Regions from separate parts of the Homo sapiens genome. Here region 2 is linked to region 1. Evidence: chromatin loops called from intact Hi-C (ENCODE). Cell type or tissue: Panc1. All regions are shown on one strand. Each heading gives the region's core, and the rest is flanking DNA. Links, peaks and the distances in the headings are about the cores only.

Region 1 (15,500 bases), core at 7,339-9,838:
AGATGAAGTTCCTCCTTTCACAGCCTCTATATTTCTGTGAAATCTATTCTCCAATAATGAAAAGGAGAACCGAAAGGATTTGCCAATGGGTTGGATGTAGAGCATGAGAGCAGGCAGGGGCCACTTCACAGTCCATCATGTCAGCCCCTTGCTCACAGTCCTCCAGGGCTTCCCATTCCAATCCCAGGCAGAGTACAGTGCCCTATTTTGATGACCAGGCCCTGTGGAATCTTCCCCACACTCTTGGAGCTCCTCTCCTGCTCTTCTCCCTCCCACTGTTCCTCCTTCCTCTTCTTCAAACATGAGCCAAGAATCTCTGTACCGCTGCTCCCTGATCTGGAACGATCTTCCCCTAGATTTCTGCACGACTTTCTCCCTCACCTTCTTCCCAAGCCACTCCAGTTAAAATTCTACCCTCTGCACCTCCTATCCCACAGCCCTCCTTATGTATCTCCATAACACGTATCGCCATCTGAAATATTATACACATTACTGTTTTGCTGTTGTTGGTCATCCTTACTAAGATATAAGCTCCATGAGACAGGAGGTTTGGCTCCTACTGCCTAGAACAGGTATTTAGTAAGGGCTTAATGTGTATTGAATGACATAATGAATTCATGAAATAGGATTATAAAATTCTTGAAAACAGATTTTGATTCTAATTGCTTTTGTGTGTAGCATCTAATAGCAGGGTTCGATAAATGGCTGTGGAAAGAGCAAATAAAGGGATGGATAAACATTTATGTCTGCATCAGGAAGACAGAACAGGCATCAGGGAGGGGTGGATGAGAACTAGCCTTCCCTGGATGAAGCTTCATGAAGAACTCTCGGAAGGCCATGGCCTGACCTAGAGTCTAGCCAAGAGGGTTGATCTCATTACTCACATGAGCTTGAACCTACTGGGGGAAGGCTGGTTTCAGCAAAACATCGGTAGAAACTTATTTCCACAGTGGCTTTAGTGTCATGATGCAGGAAAATTCCTCAGAGAAAGTATCTAGTTTAGGATAAATCTTCACATAAGGGATGAAGTCTGGCTTTTAGGTAGATAATGAGGAGCTGAAGTCATGCTCCAGGTCACTTAAAAGGTAATTCCCATTTGTTATTGGATTTAAACTCAGACCTGAGTGCTGCGAGATCATATTTATGATCACCATCTGGGTGTGAGGAAGACAAAGCATATGGTATTTTGGTAGAACTGCTAGAACTGTATTAATTAGCAAGGATACCCTCAATTAGTCTAAGTCATTAATTCTGGATTTACCTGCACAGGACACCTTCCTGGCTGAAGGATAACAGGCCCTGGGAGTGTTATTTCACTGTCTCAACACTAAATTGGCTCTTCTGCTCCCAGCTCGTCTGCTGGGATTTCAGAAACTCCCTTTATTAAGAAGCACAAGCAGGCAGAGCACATCTTGATGTACTCTGGAGGGCTTGGGTTGACCCGAAGGAGCCCCGCATGGAAAACTGTGTAGTTGTCTGCTCCCAGCAAACTTCCCTATATGGGCCACTCTTTATTCTAGAATTACTTTCTACCTATCCATCCCTGTAGGTAGCATCATGCTGCATCCCCTCCACCTGCTAATCACCTCCCTGATGTCCCACCACCTGCTGCCTACTCCCTGATTTCCCACTACTCACTGCAGGCTGTACTACCTGCAAGGACACCAGCAAATGCTCCAACACAGGAATAGCAGAGGCACCTTCTCGCTACCTGCCTCTCTCTGGCTTAGAGGAAGAAATCAGCAGACAATGAAATAAGGGTGTCATGGGTCCTCTGCAGACAGTCTCTCATCTGGGAGTTTTCAATGCCAGTTTTCCTCATCAGGGAATTGCAGAGACCTTCGAAAGTCATTCAGTCTATACCCTATAAGCCAGCAGCACTCACTCCAGAGGGTCTAAAAAGGGAGAGTTTCGGTATGTAACTTGAACAGTCTTTTAAAATGTGAGCCTTTTCTTCTTCACCAGTATTTAAAGACAAGGGGGAAGGGCTTCAGTCTTTGACATAATAATTCTCTAACCATTTTTTGGTAACATGGACAAAATGGGAATTGGGTAAAATAACAAGTGTGAGTGCTGGTTCTGCCAGATGCTTTGTGATCTTTATCACTTTACTTACTCCACTCTGAATCTCAATTGCTGCATCTATAACATGGGGGTATTGTGCCATTCCTTCAGTAAATACTTATTGACTTCCTAGTAGACAGCAAGCTCTATGGTTGGTTACTGATAATAATGGCAGCTAACTTTTACTGAATATTATTATATGCCAGGCACTGGGTGGTTTTTTTCTATTTTAAATTAATTAAGTCATTCAATTTTCACTAGAACTTCATTAGCTAGGGTACTATCTCCCTCATCCCCAGTTTACCAATAAGTAAACTGAGGCACGGGGTGAAGTAACCTGTTGAAGATCAAGCAGTTAGATGGGAGGCAGGCATTTGAATTTGGGATGTTGATTCCAGGTTCTCTGCAATGAGTTGGTCAACCATGCTGCCTCCCAGGTGTTAGTGACCTAACAGTGGACAAAAACAGACTGGGATCCTGCTCTCATGGAGCTCACTGTCTAGTGAGGTAGAAAGGCATTGAACATATCATTATAATAATAAATATGATGAATGTTCTGAAGAATAAAACATGGTACTGTGAGGATACCTTATTATGGCTCCTGGCCCTTTCTGCCCTGAGGAAGGAACACTTGATCTGAGATTTGCAGAATAAGAGGTGTTCATCAGTTGACAGGGTAAGAGAATTCTAGGTAATGGGACCAATGTGTGCAAAGGCCTCATGGTAGAATGAAAACGGTTTTGGAAGAACTGAGGAAGGCAGTGAGGCTGGAATGCAGAAATTGGCTAAGGGAGGGGGCCGAAGTGCTGGAGAAGTGGGCTGGGGCCACTCCATTTAGGTCCTAATTTACCTGTTTAATATTTTTGTCACAAGAGGAATGGCAATACATGAAAGAGTTTTAAGAAGGGCCCTTGATATGATCAGGTGTCTGTGTTGGAAATAACCCTACCTTTAACATGCTCTGCAGATTAAAGATGAAAATCTTTTCAGATGTTGCATAGTGCTACAATATTAGTGGTTTTAATTAATGGGAATCTAGGTCACTCTTTCCCCTGTGATTTTGCATCATCACAGTGTCACCCCTTGGACATTCTGGGATTATGTCCCTCCTGTCAATCTAATACACCTGGAGTCAGGAGCCATATATAAGATGATTTAAGGGATGTCAGCAAATCAGACTGGACACAATATTTCTCTTACTGAAACTTGCACAACCTAAAACTTTCAGCATCAATGTCTTTGTTAATATGCAAATGCTATCCGTTCAATACTACCACATTAGTGGTTGATAAGATTACTTAAATTAGTGCTGGAGCCCTGAAGAAGTGGTGACCAGGATGATTAAAATTCTGGTTATAAATAGGGTGTAAAAACCTTAGAACAGGGGATGATGTCAAGACCAGCCCGGTATTGTCATGAGGAAAAGGTAAGCTTTGTGCAATGGATGTTGACTGAAGTCAAGTTTTTCTTAATTAACAGGGACTGATCCTGCAGGGGAGTTTGTACTAAAGACAGCCAGCTATTTATCAAAGAACTGGCCCACAACTTCAAAATATACAATTAAAAATTTTGATGTATTTTTGCCAGGGATGGGAGGATTTAGCAATTAACTGCAAATCTGCAGCCTTGCTGTATATGTTAATTCAAAATAATCTTTCAGATGTACAAAAACCTATAGACAGAGTGAGTGACCCTATCAGTATCCTGAGGGCAGAGATCACAGGTACTTCACTACATACGTCAGCACCTGGCATACAATCGTGTATGCTAGGGGGCTTCATCAGTGTCTCCTATGGGCTCCCTGACTTAATGACTGTGTGGAGTAATGCAATACGATGAGGACTTTTGCCAGCGGCTGAGTATTATTTCTGGAAAGGCAACGCTCCTGTACTGGGCCTTGAATTCTCCTTCCCTGCTGAACTCCAGGTTGTTCTATTCAACTCTCTTGGTCCTTCTGTCCTCATAGCAAGTGGTGGGTACCTGGGGCATCCCTTCAGAAACACTGCTAACTTCGATGTCTCTTACCTTGAGCCTTGACATCATCCACCACGGGGCATGGGGTCTTCACGATCACGTCGCTTGGCCTGGAGCGCCGTCCTGTGTTGTCCACTCCCCACAGCGTGAACCTGGCAGGGAGTGGGAGGGCATGGTTAGCAGAAACAGTGTGGCTGGAGGCTAGATCTCTGTGGCCCTAGCTCATGGCCCAGCTCTGCCTGAATGGGTGGCTATGGACCCAGATACTCTCGTCATCCTGGGTCACGTTTACTGCCACCATCCCAGGCAGAAAGATGAAGCCTAGAGCCTCTCACTGCTTCCTAGTGGGTCTTGGGTTGTAATTTGCTGTCTTGGGTATATTTTTTGGCAGAAAGCATCTGGCATCAGGCACCGGTTCTCAAAGTCGGGCCCCCAGACCAGCAGGACCAGCATTACCTGGGAACCTGGGAGCAGCAGACCCTAGCCCAGACCCACTGAATTAGAAACTCTAGGGATGGGAACCAGACCTCTGTGCTTTCCCGGGTGTTCCAGGTGACTCTGGTGCCTGTTAAACTTTGACAACCACTCAGGGGAAGAGTTTATATCTTTGGAAACAGACAGTCAGAACTTGGGTCTGAAGCCACATAGTTATAGTGAATGCCTGTGAAATGGAGATGATAATAAGACTACTTGTAAGCCACTGTGAGAACGAAATGAGACAACAATGTACAGAAATACCTGAAAGATAATATGGTTCATGACATTGCATATATCACACTAGTTCTCTTCAGTTCCTTCCCATGTGCAGTCAACACCTCTATGCAAAGGACCGGGGACAGCTTCCCTCTTTAAAGTGAGATGCAAAACAGCCCTAGTGGAGAGTCTCTTGGCTTGCCTGTGGCTAGACTCTTCATTCCCCACATACAGCTCACTCTGTTCCTCTGAGATACTGCCCACTGTGGACCAGGAATCCAGAGTGGAAACATCGCAGTCTCCATGACAATGTGAAGACATGATTCTAAGGAGCCCCTTCCTAGAAGAAAATGAAAACCTGGCTATTAAAGGCTGAAAGTAAAATTTCCCCTTGGGTGATGGAGCTAGATGGAGAGGAAGAAGAGGAATTCTAGGTTCTGCCACTGAAAAGGGAATCTGAACACAACCATGGCAATCAGCTCTGGTGTCTGTGCCAAGGGCCTCTGATAACCAACCCAGTCGGTCTAAAGAAAATCATTAATGTCGCCTTTCTTGTCACTTTACTTTCTGCTGTGTCACCACAGGAGGCTGCATTTATTGGCAATTATTTTGTTTTCTTTTGGCACAGTTACAGGGAGGGAGAGAGGTGAAAAGGAGAGAGAGGCCCCAAGACACAGTGGTCCAGTTAAATGTCAGCTTGGCATGGAACAGACGTGCTGGTGAAGTAGAAAAGATATAGATAATTGCTTAATGATTCTGGCAAGAAATATGCATTTCTCTCAACAGAGAAAAGACAACCATGGCCCACCACTCCCTCCCCACAAAGACATCCACAGAATGGTCAGTGTGAGAGCCTGTGTGCCCCAATACGCCATTTGCCTTCCCTCTACCTTCTCCAAATTATCATGCTGAATTACGGGGGCCTCACACAGGCAGCCCCCATACCACCTGAACACTGGTCTGCTGGGACTCAGAATGTGACGATCTGCCTAGATTCAGGACACAGCAGGTTGGGCCACACCTGCTGGCCTCCTGCAGGACTCCTGCCCCTCCTTGCTGTCAGACCAGGACCAAGTGTGCAGCCCTTCACTCCTGTCTACAACACGGTGGCTCAATCCACTTCACTGGCCTCTGCCTCATCCCCTGTTCCTGAGTTCTTATAAATGGTCTTACCTTGTACTCAACCCCAGCCTGACCCTGATTCCAAACTCAAGGTCTTCTCACCCTTGTCTCCTTGCCATTCCTCTCCTCTAAGCTCAGAGGGGAGCCCCTACAGCTTCTCGGTGGCAATGCTAGGCTGGCTGGACCCCTAGCAGTGGCAGTCATGAAATTTTGCATCATTTGGCCCCACATGCCATATGCTGATGTTTCATCAGCTTCTGGTACTGTTTCTAGAATTGTGAATGTGGCCACCAAACCCAGCAGCTGGTGTATCTGACCAGCCCCGTGTAGAACTAGCTCTGTTCCTGGTTCAATCCCACAATCCAGTCCCAGGTCAGCACCAACTCCCTCCTCTGCCCACCTGCTCTAGACCATCTTGACCTTCCCTTTCAAGAAGGCGCCCAAAGGTACCACTCTGCAGATTTCAGACTTGTACCTAGTAGTCTGGGACTCCCACAAGGCGAAGTTCCCCCTCATACCCGTGTTTCCTCCATAAAGTAGCAAGTGAGAAAGCCCCAGGATTAACAATGTCATACAAACCTCGGTAGCACTGCCCTCTAGGGGCCCGAGTGAGCCCCCTTCTCCCACAGAGGTCCTGACACCAGGGCTCTTGTGCGTAGGAAGTCCGTCCTCTGCCCAGAGGTGGAGTGGCTTTATCCTTGTTGCAGACTGTGCCCTAAGCCCAGTTCTGGCTATCAGTTCTCATCAGTGTCAGGAGATAGGAAGTCCTGTTCTCTCCCAGGCTGATGCTCTCAGGCCAGCATGGTCACAGGGCTGGGGCATGGGCCTGACCCGGTCCTCTGGTCCTCGCAGTTCGCTCTCCCTCTTCCTACAGGGCCTGCACCCCTGACTGTGTGTCTGAGTCCGTAAGTCTAGGCCCCTGTTCTGGTTTCCATTGCTGAGGTCCTGCCTGCCCAGTGCCCCATCCCCTGTCATTCTGGCCCTGCTCTGCCTGTTCCTGCCTGACTACCAGAGCCCTGAGCATGGTGTTGGAACTCAGGTCAGGGCTGCAGTCTGGCTATGTGCAGCTCTGGGCCACATGATGCTGCCTGCAATATGTTAAAATGTCACCTGCCCTAGACCGTCTATGGCTGCATTCCAGCCACCTTTTGTAGCCCACCATTCCTTAACCCTGGACCCTTAATTTCTAAGTGTCCTTGGACTATAATGAGAAACATCCTACTTCGTTGTCAGATGGACCCCTTCTCTCTCAGTCAATCCCCACCTCTCCCCCCGCCCCCAAGCTGGCCCAAGCTCTGCCCTGTGGCCTGCCTTGCTGTAAGTTCCAGCTAAACTGTATTGGATGCTGACCTAGGATGAAAATACCTGTCCTCACATTAATTCTCACATTACCCCAATGGGGCAATCAGTGCAAAATTTAAGTTCTCCAGCTCTTTCCACTTTTAGTAGTGTATTTTATTTTTAACATGAAGCAGGTATTAGAAAAGGAGATACTTCACTTAACCTTCTGAGGAGGGTCCAGGCTTGACCTAAGGGCCATTCCTCAGTAGTCCCAAATCCCTCAGTTTTGGAGGGCCCACTGAAAGAGCAGTCAGTTTATTTCATCATCATGGCCGGGGGAGCACTTTACACATTTCATGTGGAAATGCCATGTGCGGTCATCTCAGAAAGGCCTCGGCTTACCGTTAGCGTTATCGTTTCTACCACTGAACACTCAGCACCCTCAGAGGGTTAGATGGGATTACTGGGCAGAAGAGATAAGCCCTGCTCCCAGTGGGAAGGCTCATGTGTTAGTATATTTACTGCTTTGTCCAAAACTCCTGGGCTTCTTCCACTGCTGCCTGGCTGGGATTGTTCAGCCCACAGCTAGAGACTTGGTGATGACCCCAACGGAGGCCTGTGTGAGTGCGCACCGACACAGAACAGCTCTGCTTCCAAAGGTGGGTCTTAAAGGCCTGAAACTTGATGTGAGTGGAGGACTCGTAAGCCCCCTGCTAAGGACTGGCTCTCTTGTCTGATACTTTCCCACTTTCCTTCTCCAGTCATGGTGGTTTCTGCCCATCCCTCTGATCTGCCTCCCTTTTTTCTGAATTATCTGTCTGCTGTCACACGTCCGGAAAGAGAGCAGCTCTCCTGTGAGCATGCATTGTGATGATGGGGCAGTAGGTTGAAAGGCCTGTGAGTCACCTCCCTACCCTGGCCTCAGTTTCTTCATCTGTAAAATGAAGAATGCTGGACCAGACATACTTTAAGGTCTCTTTCAAGTAGGAGTTCTTCGCTGTTTTTGGGCCATGGATCCTTCTCAGAATAATGTTTTAAAAAGCATTAAATAAAATATAAAAAGTGACAAAGGAAGCCAGCTAAGCAGAAATGCTGTTCCACCTCTGTGGATCCCAGGTGCAGAGCCAGCGCTCTGCTTTAATATGAGGTAATGAGGTCATGCTCTGAGATTCTCACAGTAACCTAGAGCAGCAGGGAGTTAAGATGCAAGGCTTGCATACCCGAAGCAACTAGCTGTGTGATTCTGGGGCGGTTACTCCGTTTTCTTGCACCTGTTTCCTCAATTAAAAAATGGAAACAATACCCCTAATCTCACAGAGTCAGAGGGGATTCTCAGAGTCAGCACTCCATTAATGAAGGCCGCCCTCCTCCCAGTTTATAGAAAGAAAACTTAGTTGGAGAAAGTTTCAGTGTCTTGCTTACAGCCATTTAGTGGTTAGGAACAAAAAACCAGGCTTGCAGCCCATGTATTCTTAACTCTTAATCTAGGGCTCTGTCCCTATCCCAAGGGCTGAAGCGCAGCTCTCCTGGATCCTTCCGGGAGAGGAATGTCACTCCTGGCCTCCCACACGGCCCTCTTCTTGTGATCTGCAGCGCCACCTGGTGGAGATTTGCTGTTTCTTCCTTAGCCCCCTGCATTGGCTCCAACTTCTCAATAAACAGCATTCACAGTTCGCATTTTATAAGATGTAGGAGGGACATAATGGGAGATCAGCAAAGACAGCTGGAGTGAGAGACGGTATTGGCCTCGGTCTCTGATCAGAAACGCAGCCAATCAGGCCAACATGAGGAGGGTCGCAGTGTGGGTAATGGCTGCACTCCTAATACCACTTCTTGTACATTGGAACTTTGGAATTCCTAAGTAACAGTGTGATTTAGTCACAACTGAAGGACTACTGAGCCTTTACTATAAATGATAGTTCAAGTTTCACTGAGTTTGAGATGCCTTACAGCAGGTTAGGTGGTCTGCACTCCCAAATCCTTGTTCCTTTCACCTGCTCCCCTCCAATAAAGGGCCACAACTGCCCCCTATCAAAAGAGCCAACGAGAATCATGGCATTGGTGGAATCACCCAAAAAGTGGACCAACATGGTCTTAGTATTCTCATCTGTGTCTATATATACTGTCGAAATCCTCTAGAATGTCACTTGTGTTTATGTACTTTACTTTCATCATGCATAGCCCATAGCAACATCCCTTTTTCCTATATTGAAGACATTCAGCCTGAGCACTGAAGTTCATCTTGCAATCAATGCCACTCAAATTTCTAGTGCTTTTCATCTCTGAACTCTTTAACTGTGGAAATAGACATGATTTATTCTGGAAACCTTGACTCTATTCTCGTGATCTCCTCTGCAAACTGTTAAATGTTTTTCATACTGATGGGGTCACGAAGTCCTACAACGACATCACTATGAATTCTGCCTTAGCACCCAAATTTTTCCATCATGATTTAGATTCTATCATTATCTCTCCTTTTCTGGCATCTTTTACATCTCTGCGTCACAAACATTTTACAATTGTTTCCAGAGCACAGGGAGAAATGGGGAAGAGTTCGCAGAAAGAATAGGGTCATTCCAATGGCCATGATATAGTTCGCTGCATTTCTTTGAAGAAAAGTGCTGCCCATTTCTAACATTTCTAAATTACTTCAATGCCATTGGAGCTAGCTAGCTTTCTAAAGCAGAGTTCTTGGTATTCTATGCCTTTCCTCAAAAATGACTCCTTGGACTTATAGCATTCTATCTTTCCAGTCTCACTTTCTTCCTTTCCCTTTTACTCACCGTCTGCCTCTGCCCTACTAGACTACTTGCTACTCACCTTCATGCTTCTTCACCTTTGCCTTTGCAGCTTCCTGAGCCTAGTATACCTTTTCCAACATGACTGTTGGTTGAAATTCTACACAACACAGTTTAGATGACATCCACTCTAGTTAGAATTAATCACTTCTTTCTTCTCTTTTACAATTTTTTTTTTCATTTTTTGCTTTTCTATCTACATTTATTTAATTCTGCCTTAAGTTAAAGTTAGTTTTTTATATCTTTCCCCTCTATGTTGCAAACTCCTCAAGGGACAGGACCGTATTATCTTTCTAGATCCCCCCATTCCAGTGTCTAAGTACTCGAGAACATTCTCTATAATGCCACCTGGGATAAGACTTCAGAGACTCAACATGTTTTGCTGAGTCTCTAAAGGAACTCAAGTAGCAAGAAGAAACCGGTAAGAAGCCTTGGGACTGTCAGGGTAAGAAGTCACTAGGTAGGTGTGTGTTACTCACATGTAAATGGTGTCAGGTTCCAGGCATCGTATGATCAGAGAGATGGTGGTGAGCTGCTTGTCCGGCACCTGAGATGGCATTGCACAAGGAGACTTTGCTCCAGAGATGATGTCGTCCACAAAGCTCAGCACTGTTTCTGCCCAGAGGAGAAGGAATGGAAAAAGCATGAGAAACAATGACGGCCAAGCAATGAGGAGATGGAGTCAACTCAATGAGAACTTAACATGACAATGATTTGGTCCTCAATCTCTAGAGTAGAGAAGGAGACTTAGAAGGAATGGCCTTTTCTATTTCATATTTAACCACTCAGAGCTGTCTAGAGTTAGTTCAGACACAACTAGGGCAAGGGATACACATCACACCTGAGAGCTTCTTTTTTTTTTTTTTTTTTTGAGACAGAGTCTAGCTCTGTCACCCAGGCTAGAGTGCAGTGGCGCGATCTTGTCTCACTGCAACCTCCGCCTCCTGGGTTCAAGCAATTCCCCTGCCTCAGCCTCCCAAGTAGCTGAGATTACAGGCACATGCCGGGGTTTCACCATGTTGGTCAGGATGGTCTCGAAATCCTGACCTCGTGATCCGCCCAGCTCGGCCTCCCAAAGTGCTGGGAATACAGGCGTGAGGCACAACGCCTGGCCTGGGCGCTCCTTTATAAAATTTTCTTGGCATGGACAGAGATAGCATTCTGGTCAGTGGTCCCTGCCGTACCTCAGCAATACCTGTGCGCATCAGGCAAAGGGCCTTGGAAGAAGCGGTAGGCAGCTCTCTATGCCTGAAGCAGCAGCTGCGTATGTCTCTAACCCTCAGTGGCAGGCTCACCAGTAGCTGTTTATTTTGAATTAGATTGTTGGTGCCATCATCCTGCTGGTGACCACATCCCATGCATAAGTTTTTGGGATTATGAATGTTGACCTTTCACTGTGTGCAGGTAGTGAAATACTAAGGCAAGGAACATTTTTCATGGGGTGTTTCCATTTTGTTAAGGCTTCCCTCTTACTAGCTGGACCTGAGAAAAGCAGTTTGCTTCAGGAAAAGACATGGGCCAAACACATCTGTTTGCACATGCTTTTGCCTGGAAGGGGGTTATTAGCAAAGGAATTTTTTTTCTGTAATCATGGCAGTGGTTAGCAGAGAATTGTTTCCTAATTGTGGGCTAGGATAACTAGTGTATTGTATTGTTGTTTCTTTGTGAGTGTGCCTAGAGGCAATGAAATGGACACCTCTTTTATAAACAAAAAACAAAATCAAAACAAGGCTTTGTCAGATGCTCACCAGGCAAAAACTCTTAAATGGACAAGATGGCTGCTGCTTGGAAGAACAGCTGCTTCCTGGAGAAGAAGAACAGCTTCTTCTTCTCCCTGCTCCTCCTGCATTGCCCTGGGATACTGGGGACCTGGAGCAAAGCCATGAGGCAGGGCATTTTTCTTTGTTTTAGTTTTATCACCTTGGATCAAGACAAGCCCATGAAGTAGAAGGTGCTCACCTGTCTCCACTTTGGAGTGGTCCATCCTGTCAGTGACTTTCTCTTGACGGAGGAGGTAATCTACAATCTGCACCCCGATTGGTGGCTCTGAGTGTTCCCACTCCAGGACCACAAGAGTGCTGCTGGGCTCGTGAACCGTGGAGAGTCTCAGCCTGTGTGCAGACAGGAAGGAACATGAAACAGGGACACAACTGTGACTCACTTTGGGCACTGACTACCTCAATTGTGATACTGTAAGCTTTTCTTTCCCAACCAACTACAAAAATGATCTCTTTGAGGGCCTGTCTCTTTCAAAAGATAGTAATGTTTTTGAGGACTCTTGAGATCTATGTTTTATGTATTAAATGCCTGTTACATATTATAAACTCAGCCAATAAGTGTAAATAAATAAATCAGTAGGTGAGTCAAAGATTAATGAATGTCTGCATATTACATGGGTCAGAGGATAGGGCTTTTGGAGTAGTACCATTTTATATGGCTGGAAAATATCATAATTTCTAGATTTTCTCTTGAAAAATATCAAGAGAGTGTGTGTATACTGCTCATATAAAGACGTATTGAAGGTGATGTCCAGAATCTCAAATTAATAAGGCCACAGTTGGTTTGGCTTCCATAACCTTATCAGGATCTGCCGTGCTGGTGGGGGAAACCCCAGCTTCCCTTCTTGCTATGGGAACTAACCTATCCTTTTCTCCAGGCCATCTGCTAGCTGGACCTTGGAACAGGTTCAGTTTGGAAGTAATATTCATAGGGGGCTTTACTGGACAAGAGAAAGTTGGCCACATGTCAAGTTCTCCTTGGAGTGATGTCTTCTGCCTGCTTGCCCAGATTCTGATTTCAGTTTCTGTCTTTGCTCTTGGGTTTATATGGATATCCTGGTTCCTGATTCCAGCCTTTCCTTGCTTTTCTCACTTCATACTCTCCTTATTCTTTACAAGTTGTCCACATTTACCACTGTCTTGCCTTGCCAGCTCATACCTCTCTGTACCTCGCAGAAACTTAATAATCCTTGTTGGCATTCACTGGTATGGATCTCTTAATTATCCACGTGGTTTCAATTCACAGCCACCTTCTGATTTCTTGTATGTGCCTCAGGTTTCCCCTCTTTCTTCCAATTCTGTGTTTCTTTCAAGATGACTGGATTCTGGGAATGTTCCCCATTCCTGCTCACTCCAGCCTCCCTCCCTTACAAGTATCCCTGCCATTTATCTCATCCTTGGTTCCCAGATATCATGATCACTCATATTCCTGGCCCTCCTTTTCTCTGCTTGGCTCACAGGTGCCTGTCGGTCGTCTCAAGGATCACTGTGCAAGGTACTAAGAATGAATGACACCAAACCATCTGCAATCTTCAATTTCAATTCAACAGATATTTGTGAAGCATCCATTTGCTACTGGGGATGCAGTGGTGCACAAGCCCATCCCAGTCCCTTCTTTAAAGGAGCTTAGTGAGCAATAGAAGCATATAATTATACATGTGATTATAATAATATGTGATAAGAGTTTCAAAAATAAATTATAGTAGACTGTGGACACAAAAGTAAGGAATTCAACTAGTGGGAAAATAATACAAAACACATGCTCTTCTGTTAGTGAAGGAGTGCATAGTTTGCATATGACATTGAAGATGGAATAGACCCAAAACTGTGCAGATATTGACAAATTCATTAATTAGAGTCATATGCAGAGTGCTGTTTTGAAAAAAAAAGCATTAGGAACGTTAAATAAGTTAGATTTCTGAGAACACAAATTCTGTGAAAATATGGACTAAACCCGGCCTCTTCTGAGAAATAGAAGTGTATATGATTTACACAGACTTGTGTAAAACTAAAGTATATTTTCGTTTCCCACTGAAACTAAGGTTTGCTACTGAAGGAGGTGATCAGTTGTCAAGAAAAGGAAAGTCCTTAATAGACATTTACTGTTTATGAAAATTTAGCCCAATTTAATCTTTTGCAATAAGATTTAGTAAACACAGGTTTAAAAACAAAATAAGCCCTAGGACATTATGGCTGGATCTTGTGTCCACCTGATAACATTTGGTAGCTTCAGTATTGTTTCAGAGGTAGCTCTCTTACCTGGTGAATTAGTGTAACAGCAGCAGTTCTCCTAGTGGCTCCCTTTATACTAAATGAAGGAACTTTTATTAATAATGAGCTTGATTCTCTTTTAACTCAAGAAGTCCAATCATGACTATGAAGAACAGGAAGCCAAAGGCTAGTGTATCTACAGCCAAAGGCTGTAGGTATCTAAAACCACCTACAGAGAGAAGACAGACTGTGGACAAGAGAAGAAATTGGCTTGTAATGACCCTCTAGTGCTGCATTCTCCTCCTTCCTCTGATTTCTTCTTGCTCTGTCCTGGCCCTTTAGTGCCTACCCGCACCTGCATGAAACAGGCCAGAGGGCAGCCTCTCAATTGCTGCTTTCCTAAGCGGTCTGTTGCTCCTGCCTACTCAGCCTTTCACTTTTGCAGGCCCTGATCTTTACTTCAGGATTTCTTTGCCTTACCAGCCCCTGGGGTCACTCTCTTCCAGCTTGTCATGCCAGCAGTCTTTATTAGATACAATATTCCTGTGGCTTCAGTCCCATGGCAGATGCCATATTAGAGGCTACAAGGGATTCTTGTCTCAGGTCCTGGCCCTCAGCTTGGCCAGTTCTGTTTCGTCTTCCATTGAGGGGAAGGAAATTGGGCATGTCCATTCTCAGACACCTTTGTAGCACTTCATCCTCTTCACCCCTCAAATGCAGACTCTCCTATTGTTCATCCCCAGCCCTCTGCTCTTCCCACTTGATTATTGTTCTGGAGCACTCTTTCTAATAGCTGTGGTTTCATCTCCCATTTCTCTGGGGTTGACTGAAATCTCATCTCTAGTATTTACTTTTTTGCAGAGCTCCATCTTTCTTTCTGCACACTGAACATCCCCACACACTCAACTACCCCATGACAGCTCCAAGGCAAGCCCAAATGAAACTGGCTTCCTCCTCAAACCTGCCTATCCTTTGATTCTTCTTTGCTCACTGGTGGCCTATTCATCTTCCCAGCCACCAGGGTCAGAAGTCTTAAGTTCACTTTCCACTTCTCCTTTCTCCTCACCACTACTTCAATCAGTCACCAAGCCCTGTTGGTTCTGCCCCAGATCATCTCTCAATTTTATCCTCTCCGTACTATAATGGCCAAGAACATGCCTCTTAACCAATTCTGCTTCCTGCTCTACCACTTTGGAAAATCATTCAATCCATTTGAATGCATTTTTTTTTGTCTATTAAATGAGCAGTATCTAACTGCTCCATACAATGCCTGGCACCCAGTAAGTGTTCAATGAGTGGTTATGTTTTTGGTCTAGTTAAGCTCTCAGTGTAGATCTCTAACTTCTTCCATTACAATGGCACTTTTCTCCCCATTGTCTTCTAGTTATGCTGTCCTACTTTCTCCACCTTCAAGGAGAAGTTCAAGCGCCACCTCCTCCACAGAGCCGTCACCATGGCGTCAGTTCAGACTTGACCATTCCCTCTTCACACTTTCTTTAAATGCCTCTTGTTAACACTTGTCACACCCTTTCTCTACTAAAACCATCTGTGCTGCCTCCCTTGGTAGATTGAAAGCTCT
Region 2 (15,500 bases), core at 7,672-10,171, 510 kb before region 1:
CAACTACATGCACCATACAGTGAGGTTGCTATTTTTGTGTGTGATGAGACAATGATTTATGCTGTTTTAGACAAATTGCAATGATAGTTATTTGTGAGATTTTCTCTCCTAATATTATATATCCACTTCATTAAAGCCAAGATTGAAGTGCACAGCTAACTGCTTCATTCTCTGCTTCAATCTTAAACACTTAGCATGTGTTTTAGTGTTCTTTTGGAAGCTTTTCGACCAAGACTTTGGATGATGCAAATAGAGAATTTTCCACCTTAGATTCGAGGCATACTTTGGCAAAAGAAGACATAATGCATTTATAAGTTCTTTGAAAACTATATATCATTGTAAAAATGAGGGCTATTATAATTAGAAGACTCATGATTCTGGCAGCTAAGAGATTGCTTTATATTAGTTCAGAAGCTTATTTTCTTTAGGATTTTGGTAACAGCATTCTCACACGTTAATATGAAAATGGTGTTATTGTATATTCAGGTCTGGCTCTTTTGACTGACCCCCATAGAGGAAGCAAGAGGAAATTGAACACACATACACCCACACCTAACCACACACAGCACCCCCCCACCCTGTATGTATAATTTAATGAAAAATATTCAATATCAGAGCAATTGCTAAAAAGGAAATTTTCCAGAAAACTGTAACTATGTATTAACACATTATACCTAAAAGCATAACGCATATTATTATTTTTCAGTAATCTTAGCAAAGATAAAGTGTATAAGAAACAAAATAAATGACTTACAAAGGAAGGGCCTTTACTTTAAGGACCTTTAAAAACGAGCACAAAAGGATTAATTTTCAATTACATATATTGAATTGAATCTTAGACACTAGAAATGAGAGCATTTTTCACATAGTGTTAACACATACTATAAAATACATGTTGTAAAAGGGGTCAGACCACCAACATTACAAAAGCAGCTTTGACAGCTATATAATAAAACTCTTAGTTCATCATTTTATACATAGATAGCAAGTATGAGATGAGAAAAGGAACTGCATCCTTTTTTATGTGATGGCTTGTCTTTCAGATACCATTTCAGTTAGTAATTATTGGTATTTACTTTCTGTTTAAAAGCAAATAGAAAGCAGGCTTAAACATCACTCCTACTATACACAAGCAATTTTGAAGTACATCATTTGTAAAAAAGAAGGATCAAGAATAAAAATATATTTATAGGCAATGGTGGGCTGGAGATGAGTGGAGTTAACCCACAAGAAGTGATTGTGTGTATCTCCTCCCAACTCCCTGTTCAGTGACATCATGACTATATCTTGAAATTCATCATGGTAGGAGTATTTCACCTCAGATATTGGCAAATGTTGCAAATCAGCTCTCCTTCCCTATCCACAATGAAGAGCTGGTTGTTAAACATTTTTCAGGCCATTACTGAGGTGCACACATAAGTGAGTGTCAGTAGATCATACCTTAATGATGATACTCAGGAGGAACCACACTCATAATTGTTGGCACTATATGAAGTTGAAAAAAAAATCTCTGTCAGATACTTTGAAAATAATGCAGATAGTTTAATATTAAAGCAATGGTCTTCTTATCCAGAGGCGCATTGGCTAATATTGCTTGGATTCATATAAATTGCCTCATTAGATGTGGTGTTCCATCAATCTAGGGCAAGGGTACATCAGGGAGATCTGTAAGGTTTTTGGAATACTGTGGTCTCAAAATTGTAGAGTGGCTGAGTGCTCAACATTATATTGAGTATACTTTATATATGTCATAATTTTACTAACAATATACTCCTTACTGTCTGTATTTCCTTGAGATTTCTTCTAATTTGCATAATCCTCATGAATGACTCTACATTCTTCTCTTGGAAGGAAGATAAAGGAAACCATGTCTGTAACTAAGTTCCTATCATCAATAGGTCATAGTTTTGGTTATTCAGGAACTTTTAACTTCACCTCTGTTCATAAATGATTTTTTGTTTTCAACTGTGGGGTCCATTTGGGCTCTGGTCTTCCGAGGTGGCTAAGAGGTCTCACTAGCTTGGCTGGCAGGTCCATTTTCAGGAGCTTTCTGTTTGTTCTTTTTCATTTGTACTCTCACTTTTGTTTTTCTTTTCTCTAACTTTTTGGAGATCATCTATCCTGGGGAAGCCCTTCTTGTCATTCATTGTGCATATTGTTCTTGTTTGGCTTTGGAAGTTCTCTCTCTTTCTACAGACTGCTGTCCGTGTTTTTGGGAGCCATGCTTTCTGGAACACATTCATCCTTTTTATTTTAACTACTCAAATATATGAAGATTTTTACTTGTTTTTCTCCATGGTGATCTTCCTATGAAGAAAGGCCCATGAAAAAACATTGTTTGCTCACTTTCCTGGAATTTAGACTTCAGGACCTGCTTCAGTGTTATTATCACCGATGTGCCACTTCTTCCTTCGCCTTCCACCCATGATTCCCCAGCTAATATTTACTTCAGGATCCTGCAGGTGCAGCATGCATGCATGAGTTCATTCACACATTCAACAAATATTTAATGGGGACATACCATGCACCAAATATTGTATTTGGTGCTGGAGATACTCTTACATTCTAGAAAGGGTAGACTGAAAATAAGTACTTTTCAGATAATTAAAATATAGTGATGTGTGTGAGGATAGCAAAAAACAGGGCTGGTAGGCAGGCACAAGTAGTGGCCAGAGTCCTGGCCAGAAGAGGCAGCACCTGGCAGGGTCAGGAGATTAGCATAAAAATGGAAGTTTGAAAACATTTTTTTTTTCGCCATCAGAAAAGGAAGAAAAAATATGGAAAGGGGCAAAACTAGAATGCAATGGACCATGTGGTGTTGGGTTGGAGTATTGACAAGAAATTATGAATATATACATAAAATAAGTGTGAGTGTGTGTGTCTGTGTATGTGCACATGCATATATATTCATGTATATACATACATATAAAGGTATATATATGCATATGAATATATATGTATGTTTACATGTGCATGTATTTTCTATTTATGCCCACTGGAAGGAACTGGGAACAGCAATACCCTAATATGATAAAGCTCATATTTTGGTTTCCAAAAACCACTCTCCACTTGAAGAAATGGTGGATTCCAGCAGTGGGGCAGGGAAAGTAGAAGATGTACCTAGACTAGTTCGTTGTGTTAGAAAGAAGAAAATGCTAAAAGAAGATGGACAGTTGGAAAGGACACAGAAAAGAGGCACCTATGGACCAAATCTAGGACAATAGTGCATCAAAATAAATCTTGATAATTACAGATTATAACCTACTGAATAGAACGGGAAGTGATGACTCCACATTGATATACATGAATAAATAAATGGGGAGCAGAGAAAGCTCTTCCTTATGGTAGAAAGATAACTAATAAATGTAGGAGGGATAATGGTATTAGACAATTACCAATGGCAGCCATCAGAGGGATAATTAATTTAGACAAGAGACATCAAGGAATACTAAAACTAGTGGGTAAAAATGGGGTCAGAAATGGGATTTTACATAGTATCAAATTATTCTCCCACAGACTATTTATTAATTTCAAAGATAAATAGTAATTTTACTATAGAGAAATCTGGAAGACACTGTTTTACTCAAATGGTCAAAATTCACACCAACATCTCTTTTGTAGCCTTCCAACATGCCTTTTTCAGTTCACTCTGGCTGGAATGTGAAAAGTTGATGGGAGAGAACAAATGGACTCAAGGAGGCTGGTTAGAAGGCACTAACAGAGATGGTGGTGGCTTAGAAGAAGGCCATATCAGTGGGGTAGAGAGGAGTGATAGGATTGGAAAATTTTGAAGGTGGAATTTAATAGAGTTTGGTGATGGATTGAGAGGTAGGGAAATGACAGAGGATTAAGGATAATTTGTTGAGTTTTGACTTGAGCATCAGGGTGGATTCTGGGTTCATTTACTGAAATGGAAAAGCTCAAGACAAGGGTAAATTTAGAATGGGGGATTGAAATTAGAGTTCTGTTTTGACAATGTTTAATTTAAGATCCATGTGTGTCAGCCCATTTGGGCTGCTATAACAAAATACCTTAGACTGGGTAATTTATAAACAGTATAAATGTATTGATCATAGTTCTGGAGGTTGGAAAGTCCAAGATCAAAGCACCAGCATCTTCAGAGTCTGGTAAGGGCTTGCTCTCTGCTTCAAAAATGGAGCCTTTTTGCTACATCCTCATATGGTAGAAGAGGGCAAGGCAGCTCTCTTCAATCTCTTTTATTTTGCTTTTATTAATACTTTTAATTAACACATAATAATTGTTCATATTTATGGGCTATAGTAGGATACTTTGATACATATATACAGTGCATAAGCTATAATAGTCAAATCAGGGTAATTAGCATATAAATAACCTCTAACATTTATTATTTCTTTGTGTTGGTAACATTCAAAATTTGCATTTCTAGCTATTTAAAAATATACATTAAGTCAGGTGTGGTGTCTCATACCTGTAATCTCAGCACTTTGGGAGGCCGAGGTGAGAGAATCACTTGAGGCCAGGAGTTCAAGACCAGCCTGAGAAAGATAGCCAGACCCCTACCTCTACAGGTGCATGCCTGTAGTTCTGGCTACACAGGAGGTTGAGGCAGGAAGATTGCTTGCCCCCAGGAGTTTGAGGCTGCAGTGAGCTCTGGTTGTACCACTGCACTCCAGCTTGGGCCACAGAGTAAAACCCTGTCACACACACACACACACACACACACACACACACACACACACGGAAAAGAAAAGAAAAAGTAAACAAGAAAATGTATTATAAGTTGTTGTTAATTATAGTCACCCTACAGTGCTATAGAATATGAGCACTTATTTCTCCTATCTAGCTATAATTTTTTATTCATTAACCAACCTCTCACTGTCCCCCATCGGCCTCTCATAACTGCTATTTCACTCTCTGCTTCTATGAGTGAGAACATGTGGTACTTATCTTTCTGTGTCTGGCTTATGTTACTTAACAAAATGTCCTCCAAGCTCATCCATGTTGCTGCAAGGACAGGGTTTCCTTCTTTTTTATGCCTGAATAGTATTACATTGTGTATATATACCACATTTTTCTTACCCATTCCTCCACTGATGGACACTTAGATTGTTTCTATATCTTGGATATTGTGAATAGTGCTGCAATAGCTGGGGCTGCAGATATCTCTTCAACATACTGATTACCTTTTCTTTGGATATACATCCAGTGAGGGGTTATTGGATGATATGGTAGTGCTATTTTTAGTTTTTTGAGGAATCTCCATGCTGTTTTTCATAATGACTGTGCTAATCTACATTCTCACCAATAATGTATCAGAGCTCTCCTTTCTCTGTATCTTTGTCAGCATTTGTTATTTTTTGTTTCTTTGGATAATACCCATTTTATCTGGGGTGAGACTATATCTCACTATGGTTTTGATTTTCACTTTCCTGATGATTAGGGGTGTTAAGCAATTTTTTTCATATACCTGTGGGCCATTCATATGTCTTCTTTTAAGAAATGTCTATTCAGATCCTTTGCTCACTTTTCAGTCAGATTATTGTGTGTGTGTGTGTGTGTGTGTGTGTGTGTCTGTCTGTGTGTTTTGATGTTGAGTTTTTTTAATTCCTTGTATTCCATATATTAGTCCCTTGTTGGATGAATAGTTTGCAAGTATTTTCTTCCCATTCTGCATGTTGTTTCTTCAGTGTGTTGTTTCCTTTGCTGTGTAGCAGTTTTTTAGTTTGATGTAATCCCATTTGGCTATTTTTGCTTTTGTTGCTTATGCTATTGTGGTTTTGTTGATAGAATCTTGTCCAGACCCATGTCCTGATGTGTTTTCCCTATGTTTCCTTCCAGTAGTTTCATAGTTTGGGTCTTTAATTTATTTTGAGTTGATGTTTTGTAGATGATGAGAGATAGGAGTTTAATTTTATTCTTCTACATATGGATATTCAGTTTTCCCAGCACTATTAATTAAAGAGACGGTCCTTTCCTGAGCAAATGTTCTTGGAGCCTTTGCCAAAAATCAGATGGCTATAAATATGCTGATTCATTTCTGAGTTCTATATTCTGTTCTATTGGTCTGTGTATCTGTTTTTATGCCGGTATCATGCTTTTAGTATATTTTCAAGTCAGGTAATGTGATGTGATGTAATGTAATGTGATGTCTCCAGCATTGTTCTTTTTGCTCAGAATTGTGTTAGCTATCTGGAGTCTTTTGTGGTTCCGTATGAATTTTAGAATTGTTCTTTTTCTATTTCTGTGAAGAGTATCATCGGTATTTTGATGGAGTTCATTGAATCTGTAGATTGCTTTTGGTAATATGGTCATTTTTACAATATTAATTCTTCCAATCCATGAACACTGATGTTTTATAGTTTTTCTTGTAGATATCTTTCATCTCGTTGGTTAAATTTATTTGTAGGTATTTTGTTACTTTTTGTAGCTATTGCAAATGGGATTGCTTTAATTTTTTTTTATTTTTATTTTTTAAGATGGAGTCTTACACTGTTGCCCAGGCTGCAGTGCAATGGCACAGCTCACTGCAACTTCTGTCTCCAGGGTTCAAGTGATTCTTCCACCTCAGCCTCCCAAGTAGCTGGGATTACAGGCACCCACCACCACACCTGGCTAATTTTTGTATTTTCAGTAGAGATACAGTTTTGCCATGTTGGTCACATTGGTCTCGAACTCCTGACCTCAAATGACCCACTTGCCTCAGCCTCCCAAAGTGCTGGTATTATAGGCATAAGCCACCCTGCCCAGCCATAAATGAGATTGCTTTTAAATTTCTTTTACAGCTAGTTTATCCTTGGTGTATAGAAATGCTACTGATTTTTATGTGTTGATTTTGTATCTTACAACTTTATTGAATTCATTTATCAATTCTAAGAGTTTTTTTGGTGACATATTTAAGGTTTTCTGTATGTAAGATCATGTCATCTCCAAACAAGGACAATTTGACTTTCTCCTTTCCAATTTGGATGCCCTTTATTTTTTTTTTCCTGCCTAATTCCTTTGGCTAAAACTCAGCCTCTTTAATAAGGACACCAATACCATTCATGAGGACAGAGCTCCCTGATTTAATCATGTCTTAAAATGCTCTATCTCTTAATACTATCACATTGGGTATTCAATTCCAACATATGAATTTTAGGGAGACACCAACATTTAGACCACAGCTATATGTAATAAGAATCTATCAAAGCTATCTAATATATGAATCTAGGGTTTTTGAGAAAAGTATGACACAAAAGTTAGTGGTCATCAACATATATTTGTGGCATTTAAATCTATGATATCAAAAAAAAAAGTCACCTAGGGAGAACACGAACCCAGAGGAAAATGCAGGCTCAAGCCAGAGCCCTGGACACTCCAACATGTAGAATTCCAGCAGAGGAGACAGAGCTGGGAGAAAAGCAAGAGGATATGGTGTCATAAACGCTAAAGACACAAAGTGGAGTACTTAACCAGTGCTGTTGAGACATCAAGTAAGAGCAGAACAAAAAGGTGGCCTTTAAGTTTGATAACATAGAAGTCATTATTTATTCATCAAATTATCTTGAGTGTCTATTTATTGAATGCCAAGTATTATGCTAGGCGATCGGGGAAGAGAGACAAGTAAAAGACAATTAGAATAGAAAATGTGATAAGTGCTATGATAGGGTTCTATGATAAGTGATATGATAGGTTAGGGAAGATATGCCCAACCTAAACTTGGAGGTGGGAAAGAGGGAATGGAGGCCTCCAGGAGATGTTCAAGCTGGTGTTGAGTGTTTAAGAGTGAGTAAGGATTAAACAGAGTGTGGTAAATTTGCTTTAGGCAAAGGAAACTCATGTACAAAGACATGTAGGCATGATAAACAGAAGTATTAGGAGATTGGTTTGGGTGGAATGTAGTGTCTATATAAAACAGCAGAGCAGGATGAGGTAGGAGAGGTACGTAGGGGCCAGATAATAAAAGCCCTGTATCCCTTATCAGGGATTACCTGATAATCGGCAGAAAAGAAGGAAAAGGCACAAAATCAATCACCTTAAGGATCCCAGGATGGAAGATGTGGAGGACTGCCAGGTGGACTCTGGCTATGCTGTTGAAGGTCTGCTTGTTCAGGCTATCTTTTGTTCTTTTAAATTCCTTCTCCAGGTCATGCGAAGTTGTCATTAGGTCCAAAGCTGGGGAGTGGCTTGGTGAACACAGACATGAAGGTTAATAGAGCAGTTGGCAAGGCAGTTTGGAGGAGAAACTGGAGGCAGAAACATCAGGCTGCAGCAGTGACATGGACATAGAATGACAAGGAACTAGGTGAAGGTCAAAGGCAGGCATCCAGAAGAAAACTATCATTATAAAATATTTGTATAGCCAGATGTGGTGATACGTGCCCGTGGTCCCAGCTCCTCGGGAGGCTGAGGAAGAAGGACTGCTTGACCTCAGAAAGTTGAGGCTGCAGTGAGCCATGTTTATGCTGTTGCACTCCAGCCTGGGAGACAGAGTGAGACCTGGTCTCAAACAAAACAAAGCAAAACAGGATTTGTAAGGGTAACATGACAAGGCTAGCAGGATAAGAATATAGTATTAAGAACTTTGTATTTGAATCTGAGATCTGTATCTATTTGATAATCCATAATAGTATGTCTTGTTTTAACGTATATAGTACTTTACTGAATAGTAGGTATTTTCATTTGATCCTAATGTTGGCATTGTATTCCTAAATTTAATAGAAGTGAGGCTAAGAGAGGTGATTAGGCAAACATCACACACTAGTAATAGTGCAAGATTGTAAACCCAAATGTTATAATTTTGAGTTCAGTAGATCATTTTGCTACCTAGAGAAATCCTGGAATAGTTTCTATCTGGAAGGATTACAGTTGGCTCACGTTTGGCTCACTTAAGGAACTGCGTATCTCAGAGATGGTGCTGTTAGGCCACATACAGACACTCACCGCCAGAGGGTGCCCTTACCCCAAGAGAAAGTTGGCAGTTCTTCCTACAGTTGAAGGATTCTGCTAGCTTTTCTTTTTTCAGGTTGTTTCTTTAGAAGTTGCAGAATGGAGAACTGAATTGTAGTAGCCCAAACGCTGCAAATCTCGGAGCAATGACCTGGAGCCTCCCACAGCTTGTGTCAGAGAGGCAAGATTTGTTAGGGAGATGCTTAATTCTCTCTGAAATAATCCCAGATTATGCCTGGTGGAGGAAGAAAAGAGGAACAGTTCAGAAATTAGATAATTCTGGAGATGTTTGGAGATAAAAGGAGTAATTCTTGTGATTCTAACGCAGGAGTGTAGGGTTCTCTCCAGGGATGATTCTTAGTTGATTTGTAGGTACTCTTCGGTAGATATTCTCAAAGGGTCATATTTTAAAATTTTGATTTTGCCTTAATAGGACAAATACTTTTTGCAACGTTATGAAGGCAATAATCTCAGCCTTTATTCTTATTTTTGTGCACAGGTTCATTTCCTATTGCTCTCTTTCTCCTTTCCCTTCTTTTCCCCTTTCTTTTCTTCCCTTTTCTCTTTCCTTCTTGGCTTCCCTCACTCATCAAAGTTATGTTAGCAACGGATAGAAATTAATTTACCTTGTGGTTGAAGTAGCTGATACTGGCTTAAATGTTAAGCCTAGGAGTATATGCATAGTTATAACAGAAATTAAGGTTCTTAAACCATGAAGTTAGAGCTTAACAGTGGATAGAATGGCATCTAGTGTGCTTGGGTGGTGGAGTTTTTTGAGGGGGACCGGTAGTTTCTCCCCGGAGTTTTAATATATTATTTTCTCATGAGCAGTCCTGTATATGACATGTACTTTATGACTATCCCTCGGACTCTCCTGGTCATGTCATTTGTTGTCTGTTCATAGGGAAAGTGTGAAAAGTGCATAATAATCAGGTTTGGAAAATTTGAAAAGAATCTCCCTTGCTCCCTATGCCCTCCTCTCCTCTTCAATAGCCACCCTTTCAGGAGCCCTAGGAGGATGGCAGGAGCAATCCAGGGCCTGAACAATTGAGATGATTCTCTTGGCCTCCACTTACTTTTCCTCCTCTAGGCATGACCTCTGGGTTTGGTTGGAACAAAAGCAGACTCCAAACATCACTTTCTTGGTGCAGGACTCAGTTTGGAAGGTAAGTCTGGACTCAGTCTGGAAGGTGGAGCCGAGGACACCAGATTTATTACACTCATCATTTTCAATGGTTCCTCTCTTGAAATTCTTCCATAGTGTTATGCTTGAGGAGAATTTGGACTAAAATAATGACACTTAAGTTTATACCCTGAGGAAAAAAAGAAGTAAGTAATAAGAGGCTGGAGGCCCAAGGCAATCTCCCAAGTGGACAGTATGTCTAGGTCTTATTCCTGTTTGTTAAGAGTTGAGAGACATAGTTTATCCTGCTTCCTTCATTGGGTCTTACCATCTTTTTCTTGTGACAGATGCTTTCCTTTGTGGCTTGGGACCACAGTGTCAATGTCATGGAATCAACTATTTATCCAATCGGTGGATTTGGGGCAAGTTCTGATTTATGGTTTCATACTGACAATTTGAAATGGAGTGGGTGTAAGTGCACATGCTGAATAGACTTGATATCAGGTTTCATCTTTTGCAGTTAGTCCTGGCCTATATCTCTCCAGTGGTGGTTTCAATAGTGAATCCCAAGGATTATGTGAAGTGTGGGGCCACTGAGTTTGGCACACCTCTCAAATATGTATCTCTAGAATGAGAGGTGGAGTCTGTCATTCCACCTTTGTAGCTTCACCTCTTTAATCCTTTAAGGTTTCTCAGTCTTCATTTATTAAAATGCAGGAATTCCAGTGAAACTCAAAGCTCAGTCCTTAATAGTTAATGCTTTAGTTTTTTTTTTTTTTTTTTGAGATGGAGTTTCACTCTTGTTGCCCAGGCTGGAGTACAAAGGTGCGATCTCAGCTCACCACAACCTCCGCCTCCCGGGTTCAAGCATTTCTCCTGCCTCAGTCTCCCAAGTAGCTGGGATTACAGGCATGCACCACCACGCCCGGCTAATTTTGTGGTTTTAGCAGAGATGGGGTTTCTCCATGTTGGTCAGGCTGGTCTCTAACTACCGAACTCAGGTGATCCACCCACCTCAGCCTCCCAAAGTGCTGGGATTATGTGTGAGCCACCACGCCCGGCCAATGCTTTAGTTTTTAATTAAAGACTTAGCAGGTATTAGAGTCAAGAAAGGTTTTCCCTTATGGGATCTTCAGATATTGTTCACTTTACAGATGAATAAACTGAGGCCAAAGAGAGATAAGAGAATCATCCAAGGTTACACATCTAAAAAAGCGAACCAGGGCTGCAATTCAATTCTTTCAACTTCTACACTTTCCCTTTTTCCCTCTGTTACCCTGTGAATGAGGCTAGGCTAGGGGTGAAGGTGAGAGGGAGAAAAGGATGCCTGAAGGGCAGAAATGAGCATGTGTAACAGAGGTGTTTAGTTCCCCAACATTTATTCAAAAACATTCACAGGACACTACTATTCTAGGCTCTGAGTTGGGCATTGTGGCATTAAAGATAAAAGTATGACTTAGTTGCTATTCTCTCTAGCTCTCCGGTCTAGAGCTGCGCAGGTAAACAAATCAGCAGTTATATTGAGTGTGATGGTAGAAATGAGTGCCATGGGTGTGCATTGGAAGATGGTCTATTGTCAGGATCCTTTTCATTTCAAGTGACAGAACTCTTAGCTTAAACCAATTTGAAGAAAAGAGATAATTTACTGATTCACATAATTAGAAGGTCCAGAAGGTATTTTTGGTTTCAAACACAGATATATTCAGGATCTCAAATACTCCGGACAGTGTCTCTAGGCTCTTTCTTCTTTTGCATTGACATCATTTTCAGACAGTCCCTGAGTGGTGCCAAGGATGGATCAGACATTTGTAGTCTCACTTCTTCTAAGCTTAGCACCCCTAATGGAAAGAGGATTTTTTCTGTCAAGTTACTCTCACTGTACTAACTTGAATCCCATGCCTATCCTAAAGCAACAAGGGGAATTGGAATACTCTCATTGGCCAGTCTGGGTCTGAGTCAAATACTTACCCTGGTGCTGAAAGAATGGGATTAGCCTCACTCAAACAACATGGGTTGATTATGGAGGAGGATGCCTTGTGGTCATGCAAAACCGGCGCACACTGTATCACTAACTGGAGGAGAGGTGGAGAGAAGAAATAGAGGGTTGTTCTGTTTCAAAACCCAACTGGGTGCAGTATGGTTCTACTGATTGTATCATTCTGATGATGATAATATCATTCTGATACTAACCATCTGAAGTTAGTATCAGACTCCCCAAGTTAAAGCATGTTTTCTACAATACTCCCCTTCAGGGTCCTGCTGTACTTTGGGAGGTCTCCAGATAACCTGTGCTTCTGACTGATATAAATTTGGTGGTTTCCATCACTCCCGCTGATTTGATAATTTGCTAGAATAACTTGCAGAATTTTTTAAAGTGTTATGATTACAGTTTTATTATATAGGGCATACATAGTGTGAGGTCTGGGAGGGACTGAAGAGCTTCTACATTCTGTCCTGGTAGAGTCAGGGTCCATTACATTCTTGGCATAACAATTTGTTCAACAACCAAGAAGTTCTGTAAGCCTCCATATCTAGAGTTTTTGTTGGATTTCGTTACATAGATATTATTGATTAAGTCATTGCCCATGTGACTGAGCTAAATCTCCAGTCCTGCTCTCCTCTCTGGAGGTCCAGTGGCTGAAAGTGCCAACCTTCTTCTGGTGATGAGTCCCCATCCTGAAGCTATTTATGGGCCCACCATGAGTTACATCATTAGCATAACAAAGACACTCCTAACAATTAGAAAATCCCAAGAGTTTTTAATAAAAGTTATTTATTTATTTTTAAATTGGAAAATAATAATCGTACATATTCATGGGGTACCTAGTGATGTTTTGATATATATCATGTATAGTGATCAGATTAGGGTGATTAGCATCTCCATCACCTCAAACATTGATCATTTCTTTGTGCTGGGAACATTCAGAGATCAAAGATCAGACAAGCTCTTTATACCACAGGGTTCAAGGAAAGCTTCCTAGGAAAGTTACACTTGAGTTGGGTCTTTACACTTCATATTGGCAAAGACCACATCTGTGTGAAATCACTAATGTGTGAAAAAGAAGGGTAGATTCAAAGGACTACAAGTATAGTGAATAAGGCAAGAGAGTGGGCTATAGAGATGGGACGATGTCCACATCTGTCAGCGCTTTGTAGGTCTGATTTTATCTTGTGCAAGCTGTGAGGAGCCAGTGAAGGATTCAAATTTGAGTCACTAGCATAAATATGGAGGGTGGTGGGAAGTGGAGCAAGATGAAATTATATGACTATAATTAATCAGGTAAGAATTCCAGTTTCCAGAGGCACCTTTTCACTACTTTACCAAGGAGAGACCCTTGCTGCCTATATTAGTGTCCTAGGGTGCTATAACAAATCATCACAAACTAGGTGGCTTAAAACAACAGAAATTTATTCTTTCATAGTTTTGGATGCCAAGAGTCCAACATGAAGTTGCTGTTCAGTTGGGTTCCTTTGGAGGGACGGACAGTGTGTTCCTTGCCTCTCTCCCAGCTTCTGGTGATTGCCAGCAATTCTTGGCATTCCTTCGGTTTCGGAGGCATTGGCCTAATCTCTGTGTTTGTCCTCACATGGTGTTCTTCTGTATCTCTGTGTCCAAATTTTCTCTTCTGATCAGGACAACAGTTATTAGGTTACAACCTACCCTAATTCAGAATGACTTCGTCTTCATTTGATTACAACTTCAGGGACACTATTTTCAAATCAGGTTATATTCACAGGTATTGGAAGTTAGGATTTTAACATATCTATTAGGGGGACACAATTTAGCCTATATCATGTCCCAAGCCTACCAGAACACAGAAAACAAACTGATGAGTCATCTGTGGCTTTGTGGTTAACAGCTATCCCTTTGGCCTCATTCACTTGAAGCCCATAAACTCTGATAGCCCTTCGTGTAAAGTGTCTTTTTCTTTATTGGCTGAGCTGGTAGGGTGAAAAGTATTGTCCTTGCTAATATCTTGGAGGAGAAGAATCTGCTTCTTTATTTTCCCTCCAAAACTATGTTTTAAATTGGCAGGTGGTGGGGGAGGTACTTTGAGTGAGTACATCCCTTCCCTCCAGCAGTCTATAATTCTCATTCTCATAGCAGTCCCATTTCTCTAGAGAAAATAGGTAATGCCTGACCCTAAGCCCAAGGACTGCTCATATCTTTCAGAAAGAGGGATGGTGGTATGAAACAACCATAGAATGACCATACTGACTGTTCCCTTACCTTCTCTCACTTCCTTCTCAACCAACACATGAAATGGTACACTTCAATCTGGTGTCTTCTTTGCTGTGTTTAGGTTGTAGTCCCTTGTAATCAAAATGTTTTACTGATCATGTCTCATTCATTCTAAACATGCAGCTGTGTGTTGGCAGTTCTAAGACTGGTTTCTACACTTTTGATTGAACCAGATACTTCCAGCATGTAAGGTACATCCTGGGAATCACATAGGTACATTTAGGGAGTCAATTTGTTTAATGATTCTCTAATTTCCTCAAAGAGACAAGGTGTACCTAGAAAGAAGTTAAGTTTTTGAGGTCATGGACATTCAGGTGTTTTACTAAGGAGGCCCAATTTCCTGTCTCTCTGGTGCCAATGTTATAAGATCAAGGATGGCTGGCCTTTCTGTACTTCTTTTTAAAGATTTTATGCATTTTTCTTCTTCTATCTACTATGGATTACTGCAAATTAAGGCAAAGGAGTTAATTTTTTAAATTTATTTTTAGAGTTGGAAGTAATGAGGTCTAGGTAGGTGCAGTGAATTTCCCAGATTCACTTCATGGAGTGACTCACTCATCCTGGTTTGTCCCAGACTTTTCTGGATTTCAAACCAAAAGTCCCAGATCTTGAGAACTTCCTCAGTCAGCCTTAAAAAGACCACAAATTCCTCAATGTCAGAGATTGTTTTGCATGGCTTCCATATTCACTATCTTACTCCTTCTTTCCCTCATCACGATATTTAGTGTAAATTTCAGCATGTATCTGCTGTCTAAGAGAATGTTCACCTAAGAAGCCAGAGCTAAAAGCAGCAAAGAAAAATCACGCAATTTCCAGTATTTGACTTTGTCCCATTAGTGTTCCGAATACAGAAAAGACTGAGAAGGTTAGGAGGGAGAAAGTGATGGAAATGGAGGATGCAAACTCAGAATGCTGTTTTTAGTCTAGGAGGAGTCTTCAGTTGAGTTACTGGCTTTTCTCCAAGGGTTAAACAGCTCTGAAGTTCCAGAGGAAGGCCCTGGAAATGTCCCCTTTTTCAGGAGACATCATTATGTAAATTTCTCCCATGAGATCAAAGCAAGTGTCCATCCGGTGATGTCCTGTTCCATCTCCCTTCACCCCTGGTGATCATCCCTCTGATGCAATTTATGGACTGTGATCAACAAAATACTTGTAATAATTTCATAGTTAGAATATATTCACATGCTTGTTGTTATGGCAACCATCAATAATATTAATAAAACC

The links. Hi-C counts contacts between places; a loop is a spot of excess contacts. Peaks named below come from ENCODE experiments on the same cell type or tissue, not always from the same donor. Only the 100,000 strongest peaks of a DNase experiment are listed, where the experiment ranks them.
Region 2: a loop joins it to region 1, with 10 times the contacts of the local background. A loop is called at or near these places in 60 of 110 quality-filtered maps.

The regions. Positions count from the first base shown.
Region 1 is chr1:176,872,448-176,887,947 of GRCh38, forward strand. ASTN1 (astrotactin 1) reads right to left here. Exons shown (of 23, transcript NM_004319.3): 19 at 11,892-12,043; 20 at 10,412-10,547; 21 at 4,090-4,190. Among named protein-coding and RNA genes, the nearest start is that of MIR488, 150 kb to the right of the region's middle. RefSeq lists an enhancer at 7,534-7,678 and a cis regulatory region at 7,598-7,615. In Panc1, for the core only: CTCF peaks have their summits at 8,735 (motif pointing left) and 8,940; a DNase peak (open chromatin) is centred at 8,734; H3K27me3 peaks cover 221 bases.
Region 2 is chr1:176,366,259-176,381,758 of GRCh38, forward strand. It overlaps the pseudogene MORF4L1P7. Among named protein-coding and RNA genes, the nearest start is that of PAPPA2, 89 kb to the right of the region's middle. RefSeq lists a silencer at 8,839-8,938. In Panc1, for the core only: CTCF peaks have their summits at 8,917 (motif pointing right) and 9,198; a DNase peak (open chromatin) is centred at 8,953.